Regions from separate parts of the Homo sapiens genome. Here all the other regions are linked to region 3. A link is a contact called in ENCODE Hi-C or POLR2A ChIA-PET data. All regions are on one chromosome and are shown on one strand. Each heading gives the region's core, a stretch centred on a gene start or an enhancer-like site at or near the end of the contact. The rest is flanking DNA. Distances are from core to core; before and after follow the strand shown.

The links. A loop is a pair of places that touch in the nucleus more often than their neighbours do. ChIA-PET counts read pairs that join two places held with the same protein, here RNA polymerase II (POLR2A). Pooled maps may share reads with other maps.
Region 1: a loop to region 3 is called in a map of naive thymus-derived CD4-positive, alpha-beta T cell, with 4 times the contacts of the local background. The contact joins the promoter of SNX3 here to the promoter of BEND3 in region 3. A Hi-C loop is called at or near these places in 1 of 168 maps with a recorded cell type or tissue (naive thymus-derived CD4-positive, alpha-beta T cell) and 12 of 50 pooled maps. POLR2A ChIA-PET finds 5 or more read pairs at or near these places in 2 of 52 experiments (HEK293 and OCI-LY7).
Region 2: a loop to region 3 is called in a map of B cell, with 7 times the contacts of the local background. The contact joins the promoter of NR2E1 here to the promoter of BEND3 in region 3. A Hi-C loop is called at or near these places in 1 of 168 maps with a recorded cell type or tissue (B cell) and 1 of 37 single-sample maps with no recorded cell type. POLR2A ChIA-PET finds 5 or more read pairs at or near these places in 2 of 52 experiments (activated B cell and activated CD4-positive, alpha-beta T cell).

What each region holds. Positions count from the first base shown.
Region 1 is chr6:108,259,725-108,262,424 of GRCh38, forward strand. SNX3 (sorting nexin 3) reads right to left here and starts at 1,316. Exons shown (of 4, transcript NM_003795.6): 1 at 1,036-1,316. The coding sequence starts at 1,197. RefSeq lists silencers at 894-1,003, 1,114-1,373 and an enhancer at 1,501-2,336.
Region 2 is chr6:108,164,639-108,167,338 of GRCh38, forward strand. NR2E1 (nuclear receptor subfamily 2 group E member 1) reads left to right here and starts at 1,384. Exons shown (of 9, transcript NM_003269.5): 1 at 1,384-2,152. The coding sequence starts at 2,128. RefSeq lists enhancers at 427-1,328, 2,229-2,700.
Region 3 is chr6:107,114,125-107,116,824 of GRCh38, forward strand. BEND3 (BEN domain containing 3) reads right to left here and starts at 1,391. Exons shown (of 4, transcript NM_001367314.1): 1 at 966-1,391. RefSeq lists silencers at 105-1,014, 1,145-1,194, 1,235-1,284 and enhancers at 1,877-2,640, 2,641-2,700.

The DNA.
Region 1 (2,700 bases), core at 66-2,565, 1.1 Mb after region 3:
GGATGGTAAATTTGATTTTTGTGTTTTTCACGACACAAAGTGTGTAAGTTAATGAGAATTTTTTCACTTAAATGTTAATAGTAGCTTGTCATATAAATTTTGATTAAAGGAAAAATCGCTTTACACTTAACTTTTAATAATTTGCTGTCATCTTTAAATTAATGTAATTAATTTTTAAAGATGCTTCCATACATGGGCAAATTCTTTAATCCTGAATTATAGAGTGAAAGTGAAGCACTATTTTCAATTAACATCTTTCAAATCATCTAAATTATTGCCAACAAATACTAGTTATGAAATTAGGTATATTTTATTTCTGTTGATTTCTTTATTCAATTAAGTGCAAATCTCGAATTAAGAGAGCAAGATCCCTAGTCTTTTCTTAAAGCAACTGTAGTTCTGGATTATGAGGTAGGTGACACCACACCTCAGCCTTTGGCAGGGCGGTGGCCCAAAATGCTGAAGTCAACCATGTCCAATCACCCTTCTGGTCTGGCTCAGCCCTATCAAAAATTGTCAGGCTTCTGTGAACTTTCATTAAGTCCCGTTCAGAAGACTGCACAACCCAGGTTACTTTAGCAGCTCGGGAAGGGCCTGGAGCAGCCGGGTTGGCTTGCTACCTCTGGGAAGTCTCCAGGAAGAGAAAACTGGGAAAAGGCTTTAACTTTGCGCAAGCCCCTTTTCTCTGTCAACATCTCTTTCCCTTCCCAGCGAAGGGATGTGTTCTCGAAAGATCTACCCCTTTCCAACTCAAATGTCATTCCCTGATCAGCTGCTGGAGGGGCAAGCGGCGCTCAACCCACGCCCTCCTCTTCGAGCACCTTCTCCAAGTGCCAGCGCGCCGGGCTCGCTCTGCAGCCCCCCACACCAGCCCTACAGGAAGAGGGGCCCTGGCTCACGACCCCGGCCCGCCTCTGCAAGGGGGCTCCCGGCCTGGGAGGCTGTGGCTGCCCGCGGGGGTCCACTCCCGGGTCGAGTGGGGGTGACCAGAGCCAGCGGGAGGGGTTTCTTGGGAGAGGGGAGAGACGGCCTCACCTTGACCCTGATTTCGTAAGTGGTGAAGCGGCCCCGGCCGACCCCCACCGTTTGCGGGTTGCTCACATCGATCTCGAGGAAGTTGCTGGGGGGTCCGTAGGCGTCATTCAGGTTCTGCGGCTTGGTGATCAGCCGCCGGGTGTCAGCCACGGTCTCCGCCATTTCGCTGTAGCTGCTGCCGCCGCCGCGGGCTCCCTCCGCCCCCTCCGCGTTCAGCCGCCGCCGCCGCCGCTGCTGCCCGCCGTGGGGACACGGGGCTCGCGCGCAGCGGTCGCGAAGAGAACGAGCACGTAGAGCGGGCGTTCACCCCGCACGCGAAGCTCCTCCCCGCGCCCCTCAAGCTTCCGCCTCCGAGCCCAGGGGAGAAACGGCTCACTAGCTGGAACGCCACGCCCGGCTCCCGGGAGGCCCGGCCGAGGCTGGGGAGGGGCACTGCGGACTGGGGTGTGAGGAGAAGCGGTGTCATGGGACTCGGGGTCGCAAACAGGTTCCGGCCGGACTACAGCGCCCACAATGCACCGCGAGCGCGCCGCCGCGGGGCTGCGGCCGAGGAGGCGAGGACCCAGACGCCCAGAGCTGGCGCTTCCTGTCTCTCTGCGCCAGCCTCGGCCTGCGGCGGGGTAGAGCGCCGGAAACGGCTTTAGCGGCTTTGGGAATTGCGGGCGAAAGTTAAACGGAGAGATCTTAGAGATTTGCCCGCAAATCGAAACAAAACTGCCCCTACTAACTCTGTGCCAACCTGTGCACCGTCTCACTGTGAACCCCTGAAAATGCCTTTCTGGAGAAGGTTAAGCAAATGCCTGAGATGATTTTGCCATAAACCCGAGCGTTGCACCAGACACGCGTCTGGATTGATAGGTTGAAACCAGTAAAGTGGGGGAGTGAAATAAAAACTAAAGCCCTAGTTAAATCCTAGCATTATGGTCAAATCGATTTTGGAGACAGGTCGGTCCGCTAAAACAAAGTAACAGTAGACCGGCTGCAAGCTGCTTTGGGTGTCCACTTTCGTTTCTCACGAAGTCCTGATAAGTTTTTTTTTTTTTTGAAAAGTATTAAACGTACCTCTACAGGACTGGAAATGCAACTCACATGAGCCTTTTTAAGAAACGGGGAGGAAGGCCGGGCACGGTGGCTTATGCCTGTAATCCCAGCACTTTGGGAGGCCGAGGCGGGCGGATCACGAGGTCAGGAGTTCGATACTAGCCTTGCCCACATGGTGAAACCCCATCTCTACTTAAAAATGCAAAATTAGCTGGGCGTGGTGGTGCGCGCCTGTAATCCCAGCTACTCTGGAGGCTGAGGCAGGAGAATCGCTTGAACCCGGGAGGCAGAGGTTGCAGTGAGCTGAGATCTGCCATTGCACTCCAGCCTGGGTAATAGAGTGAGACTTTGTCTCAAAAAAAAGAAAGAAAGAAACGGGGAGAAAACCCAATTAATTAGGTCCTAGTTCATCTCTTATGGTCCAATGGGAAATGCAGATTTTAAATGTTGAGATACGATACATTTCTATCTCTGCCCAGAGAGTTATCCCTCACAACTATTTCTGCATTTTTTAATATGTCAAGTTTAACACTATAATTACTTTAAATAACCTGATCTTCCCCGCCCCCCTTTTCTTTAGATTTTAAATTATTAGTAATTATTTGTGGAGACGGGATCTCACTG
Region 2 (2,700 bases), core at 134-2,633, 1.1 Mb after region 3:
GGAGGGAATAAACTGAGAGATAAAGATCCCCCCATCTTGCTCTTTCCCCGGGACCCCAGCCTTGGTCGCGGCGCCCCACTAAGGAGGACACAGGCTCTGGTGTGTGTGGTGTGCGAGACCCCGAGCTCGAGGCCGAGCCAAGGCTGGGCAGAAAGTTGCAATCACGTGCTGTCGGAGCCCACTGGAGCGCACAGCCCGCTCCCCCTGGGACGCCCAGGCGGAGGACCTGCTGCGCCCTCCCAGGGCTCGGGGGACTCCAGCATTCACTTGCACGCACAGGCGAACTCTGATTGAAAGCCCGGGATGACACCGAGTCTGGAGAAAGAGGGACCGGGGGGTGGGCTGGCGGAATTGCAGAGCGCCGGCCACAGCTCCCCTCCCCGCGAACGTCGAGCGGAGGGCGGGAGGTGTAACCTCTGACCTCTGGCCGGGTCCACGCCCTGAGGAGGGACTGGCAAGCTCTTGTTCGACAAGTTCAAGCTGCCGAGAGAGCTTAAATAGAATTAATCTCTTAGAGATCGGGGATCATCGCTCCCTCGGCATGCGCTCTCCCAGCGCCGCGCACAGAGCAAGGCGCGAGAGAGCTCAGGAATCGCGGGAAGGCAAGCGGAATGGGGAGGGGGTAGGGGATGAGGGCCTCTCTTCACTATTCCTCCGCCCGGAGAGCGGGAGCCCGCAACGCCCGCCGAGGACGAGCGGCGGGAGGGAACGCTCTGCCCTCCAGCCGCCCCGGTGCAGATAATGGAGGCGACAAGAGATTCGCTCAGCGTCGGATGGGCCAGCTCTGCTTGGGGAAGCTGGCGGCATCCTCCCCTCGGCTGGTGCCCAAACCCACTGCGCGAAGGCCGAAGGAACGCGGAACCTCCAGAAGACCCCATCCTCAGCCCTGACTTTCCGTAGATATGTGCAAAATGAGTAAATTACTCACCTCGGGCCAGATCCAAGTTTTACCCAACAGAAGGGGCACCGGACCAAGAATGAACCAACTCACATGGCCATGTCCGGCGCGCACAATCACACGCCAGCACACAGCCACCCAATTTCTTCCGCGAATCTATCTGGCACTCTGGAGAGAGGGGGAAAAGCGTTTTGAGAAAGCCCCGTCACCCCTCCCCTTCCTTCTTGCCGTGAAATATACGAATTCATTTTTATTACGAGCCGCACCGTCCTCACCATCACGCACGCACAGAGCCACACTCCCATATTCACACTTTCTAACTCGTAAGCTCCGACAGCGCCTGCATTTTCTTTGGGAGCCGCTTGGAGGTTCATTAATATCATTAGCATTTAACCCCCTCCCTCTTCCCATCCCCTCCCCGCACATGGCTGACGTCAGACCCCGCCAGGAGTTGGGGGAAAAGCTAAGTGGGCCAGGGACGCCCTATTCCCCTCCCCGCGGCTGCCTGTCAGAGCGCTTCTGGAGATATTACAGGGGACCCAGCCCGCAGCGACAGGCACAAAGTCACGGGGTAATGAACTTCGGGGACCCTTCGCCGCTGCGTGCGCGGCTCTCCCCGGAAACCCGGACCTGGCCGCCTCTTCCCTCGGAAGATTTCCCAGCAATCTAGTTTTCCCACTCTGCGCTTGGGTTCCGGCAGCGCGGAGCCCGTCTGCCTCTGAGACTGCGGTAGTGTTTTCCTTCTTTCCTTGGGAGACCAGCGGTCGGCAGAGATTGCCCACACTCTGCATGCCTATGTAGAGGGAGAGATCGAAGACTGAGTGACAGGAATGGGGAAAAAGAGGGATTTCGCTCCGTAGGAAGGCCATTTTCGTGTCTCCATCTCTGTCTTTCAACATCCCTCTCTTGCTGTTCTTCCTTCTTCCTCAGTCTTCCTGTCCATCTCTCCATCTGTCTGTCCATGTGTGTGTCCATATCAAGCAGCATTCCCAGCAGCTGCGGTTTTGCAAGAGCCGGGAAGAAACTTAAGGATGCTTAAATTTCCACTGTTGGACGAATTCTGAGCGCCCAGGGAGCAGCGCAGCGCGCGACTGACACCCACCTGTCCCGCCCAGGAGCCTTGCAGGCTGGAGGGCAGCTGGAGAGCGGCGGCGCCCGGCGGCGAGGCGGGCGCTGCCGGCCGGGACTCGGGCAGCGCCCACCAACCGCTCCGCCCCGGGACAGCCAGCATGAGCAAGCCAGCCGGATCAACAAGTGGGTACCTCTCGGGCCGCCGTGGGGCCTAGGCGCGCAGCCTGGGGCGAGCGAGCGGGGAGGCTGGGGGAGGTCCTGCCTGGAGCGCTGCGAATCTGAGCCCCTGAGAGGGATTCCAGCGGGCGTGTGCGTTCGGCCCAGACCTGTAGACCGTGAGTTGGAGCATTTCGTGGAGAGGGGAGAGCCGTTTCGTTGCCTCTGGATTGCTTGATCCCCCCTGTCTGGTGCGGTGAGAAGGTTACGACCCGCGCAGCCCACCAGTCGGATGAGTTGTCTCCATTTAGCCGCCAGGTGCTGGATGGGGGGGCCATGGGGGCGGGAACTGGGCCGCAGCTCCAGGCGGTAGCACAATAACACACTCGCTCAAAACTCCGAGCTCCAGCGCGCAAAAGCAACTCTGTGCAAAGCGGATTTTGAATGGAATGCTTTGCACCCCGTTTCTAGCTATTTCAAATAATCCTGCAAACTGGGAAGCAGAAACAATTTAAAAGTCACATTTTCCTTAATCCTAAATCCGCGTAGGTCATAACTGGGGAATTTAAAGTATG
Region 3 (2,700 bases), core at 141-2,640:
AGCTACATAGGGAGACGTAGGTAAACAAGCACACAAGGGCCTCCAAATCGGTGGTGCACAGCTCACGGATGAGGCAAGGGCAAAGCATGCGTGGGAAATCACGTTTATCATAGAGAAGGAAAGGAGCGCTCACGAGGAGCGGCGAGCGCCCCAGGCTTCAGCTTTGCGGCCGGCCGGCCAGGCCTCGCGCCAGCCCGGGTGCACACCCAAGGCGCCGGGCCCGCCTCCAGCTCCTGGGCAGCGGGAACCGCGAACCGCCGTGGAACGGCCGGGAAGGGAGCGCTGCGCCCCCTGGCGGCGGGGCCCATCCCTCTCCGCTCCCGGCCGCCGCCGCCGCGGGCCGGCCTCGCTCCATTTGCAGCCTCCGGAGGCTTCGTTCCTCCGAGCGGCTGCTCCCCCGGCCTCCCGCTCGCCGCCCGGCATCTCCCTCCAGTCCCCGCCCCCTGCTCCCGCTCCGACACCCCCTTCCACACGCCGAGCAGTGCCCCGCCAAAGCCCCGCCGAGCGCGAGCGCCAAGCCGCCGCGAGTACGGCAGAGCCTTCCGGCCGCCCCGGCCGCTCCATCGCGGCGCCCGGCGGGGGTGCGGGGCCGGCGCGCGGCGCGAGTGGGGCGGGCGGCGGCGGCGGCGCGGACGGTTCCACCGCGCGAACCCCCCGCCCCCGCGCGGCGCGCGTGCTCCCCAGAACGCCATGGAGCCGCCGCGTTCCGAGCGGGCACAAAGGGGCGCGCAGCACAATGGGCGCGGCGAGCCCGTGGGCGCCCGGCGCCCGCTCCGGTCGCTCGGCCCGCGCGGGGGTGGGCGCTACTACCGGCGGGCGCGCTCGGAGCAGCCCCCCTCCGCGTCCCCTCCCCTGCTCCCGCCCCCACCCCGGCATGGATGTTGCAGCCACTCTACCGGCCGCTCGCCCCGGAGCCGCCAACGCTGCCGCCGCCGCGCGGCCGGCTTGATCCGCCCCGCACTTACCTGGGACGCGAGTTCTGTACTTTGCCGGGCGGGCCCGCGCCGAGTTTGGGCGCCACGTGGGGGGGAGGGCGCGGGGCCGGGGAGTGGGGGCCGCGCGCGGAGGGCCTGGCCAGGGCGGCCCGGGGAGGCGCTGGGGGCGGCGGGCGGGCGAGCGCCGTGTATTTTCCCCTCTCTTTGTGTGTGTCCGTGCGCTGCGCTCTCGCGTGACGTGACGGGACTCCGTGTGTCATTTCCGCACAAGGACACAGGAGCCCCCGCTGCAGTGGAACCACAACCCCTCCGCCCCCACCCCCGGCCCGCCCCTCCCCCTCAGCGGGGCACACGCGGGACCGGCGGCGGCGGCGCTCGGGCGTGAACGGCCGCGGCGGGGAGCTCGGGCGCGCACTCCCGGGACCCAGGCGGCCCGGCGCGCTCGGCCAGCGCAGTGGCTCCACGTGGGCCCGCGCTGGCTGCCCGGGGCGGGGGCGGCGGCCGCGCACCCACGGCGCGCCGGGCAGGCGCCGCGAACAATGTCCCCTGTACCCCATGTGTCCTCCCACCGCGAGTTCGTCCTCGGAAACGTGGTTTCTCAGACCCGAGAGTTTGGCCCCAAACGGCTTTTTCTACTTTTTTGCCCCTTGCGGGACGGCGACTGTGCGGAGCTTGTCCCGCCTCGCGCCCACGCCTCTCCCGCATTTTTGGCCTTTGGGCCGCAGCCCAGGCCCCCGGGGCCGGTCTTCCCGCGCCGCCACCGGCACAAAGACCTTGGGGCGCGAGGGCCCGGGTGGCTCCTGCGGCCCCGCGGGGCGGCATGGAGTCCGGCGGGACCCGGGAGAGCGACCCTGGCGCTGGGAAAAGCTGGCTCTGGCCACTCCCCCTGCACGGTGGCCGCCCTCTGTTGTGAGCCTCAGAGCTAAAATCTGCTCTTGCAACCCGAAGTTCTGGGGTGTGAGGCTGCGGAGCGAGAGCTTCGGAAGCGCCCGCGCTCACAGACACACACCCCACAAACACAAACCCACGGGCTGTCTGCGCCGAGCGCCTAAAATAGAAAAACACGAGTCACCAACTCAATAAAGGCTGATTCTGTCTACTCCTAACTCTTGGACTGTAGATTCCCAGTTGATAAATACGAAATCTACCCCTCGGGTATTTTCTCAAGTCTCAGTGGCTGGGTAGGGGGAGGGGGAGGTGCTGGGTGAGAGTCAGGGAAGCCCAATTCAACAGTTTAGCCACGTTTGTATTTTAGGCAAACAATGAGAATGTAAATTTAAGAAAAATCCTTTAATTTGCCGATCAAAGAAAGTATAAAAAGAAAAATGCAAATGATCCCATCTGCTGCTCACAGCTGACTGGCTGCAAGGGAGGACCATGTGGCACGGCCCTGCGCGGTCAGTGAATAGGTAGAATAGATTTTTAAAAGAAGGCATATGTTGGCTCCTTGCTGCCCAGTCGCGGCGAGGGTTTGAATTAACGTATAGTTTGGGTTTACCGTACCCTCCTTCAGACCACTCCAATTGGGAATTTAGTAATTATGCAAGTTCCCCCCCTTCGGGCTTGAAATCAAAAGGCACAGGGTTAAGTTTGAGGAACTACGTGGAACATTCTCGAGCTGTATTTGGATTACTGGTTTAGTGAAGTCAGTACTAATTGCTATGCAAAATTAAGCAAGCAGCCTGAAGAACCAAGCCCTGCATCCAGGGGGTGCTTTTATAGAAGAATCTATACGTGCTCAGTGTCATTGAAAACAGGATGATGA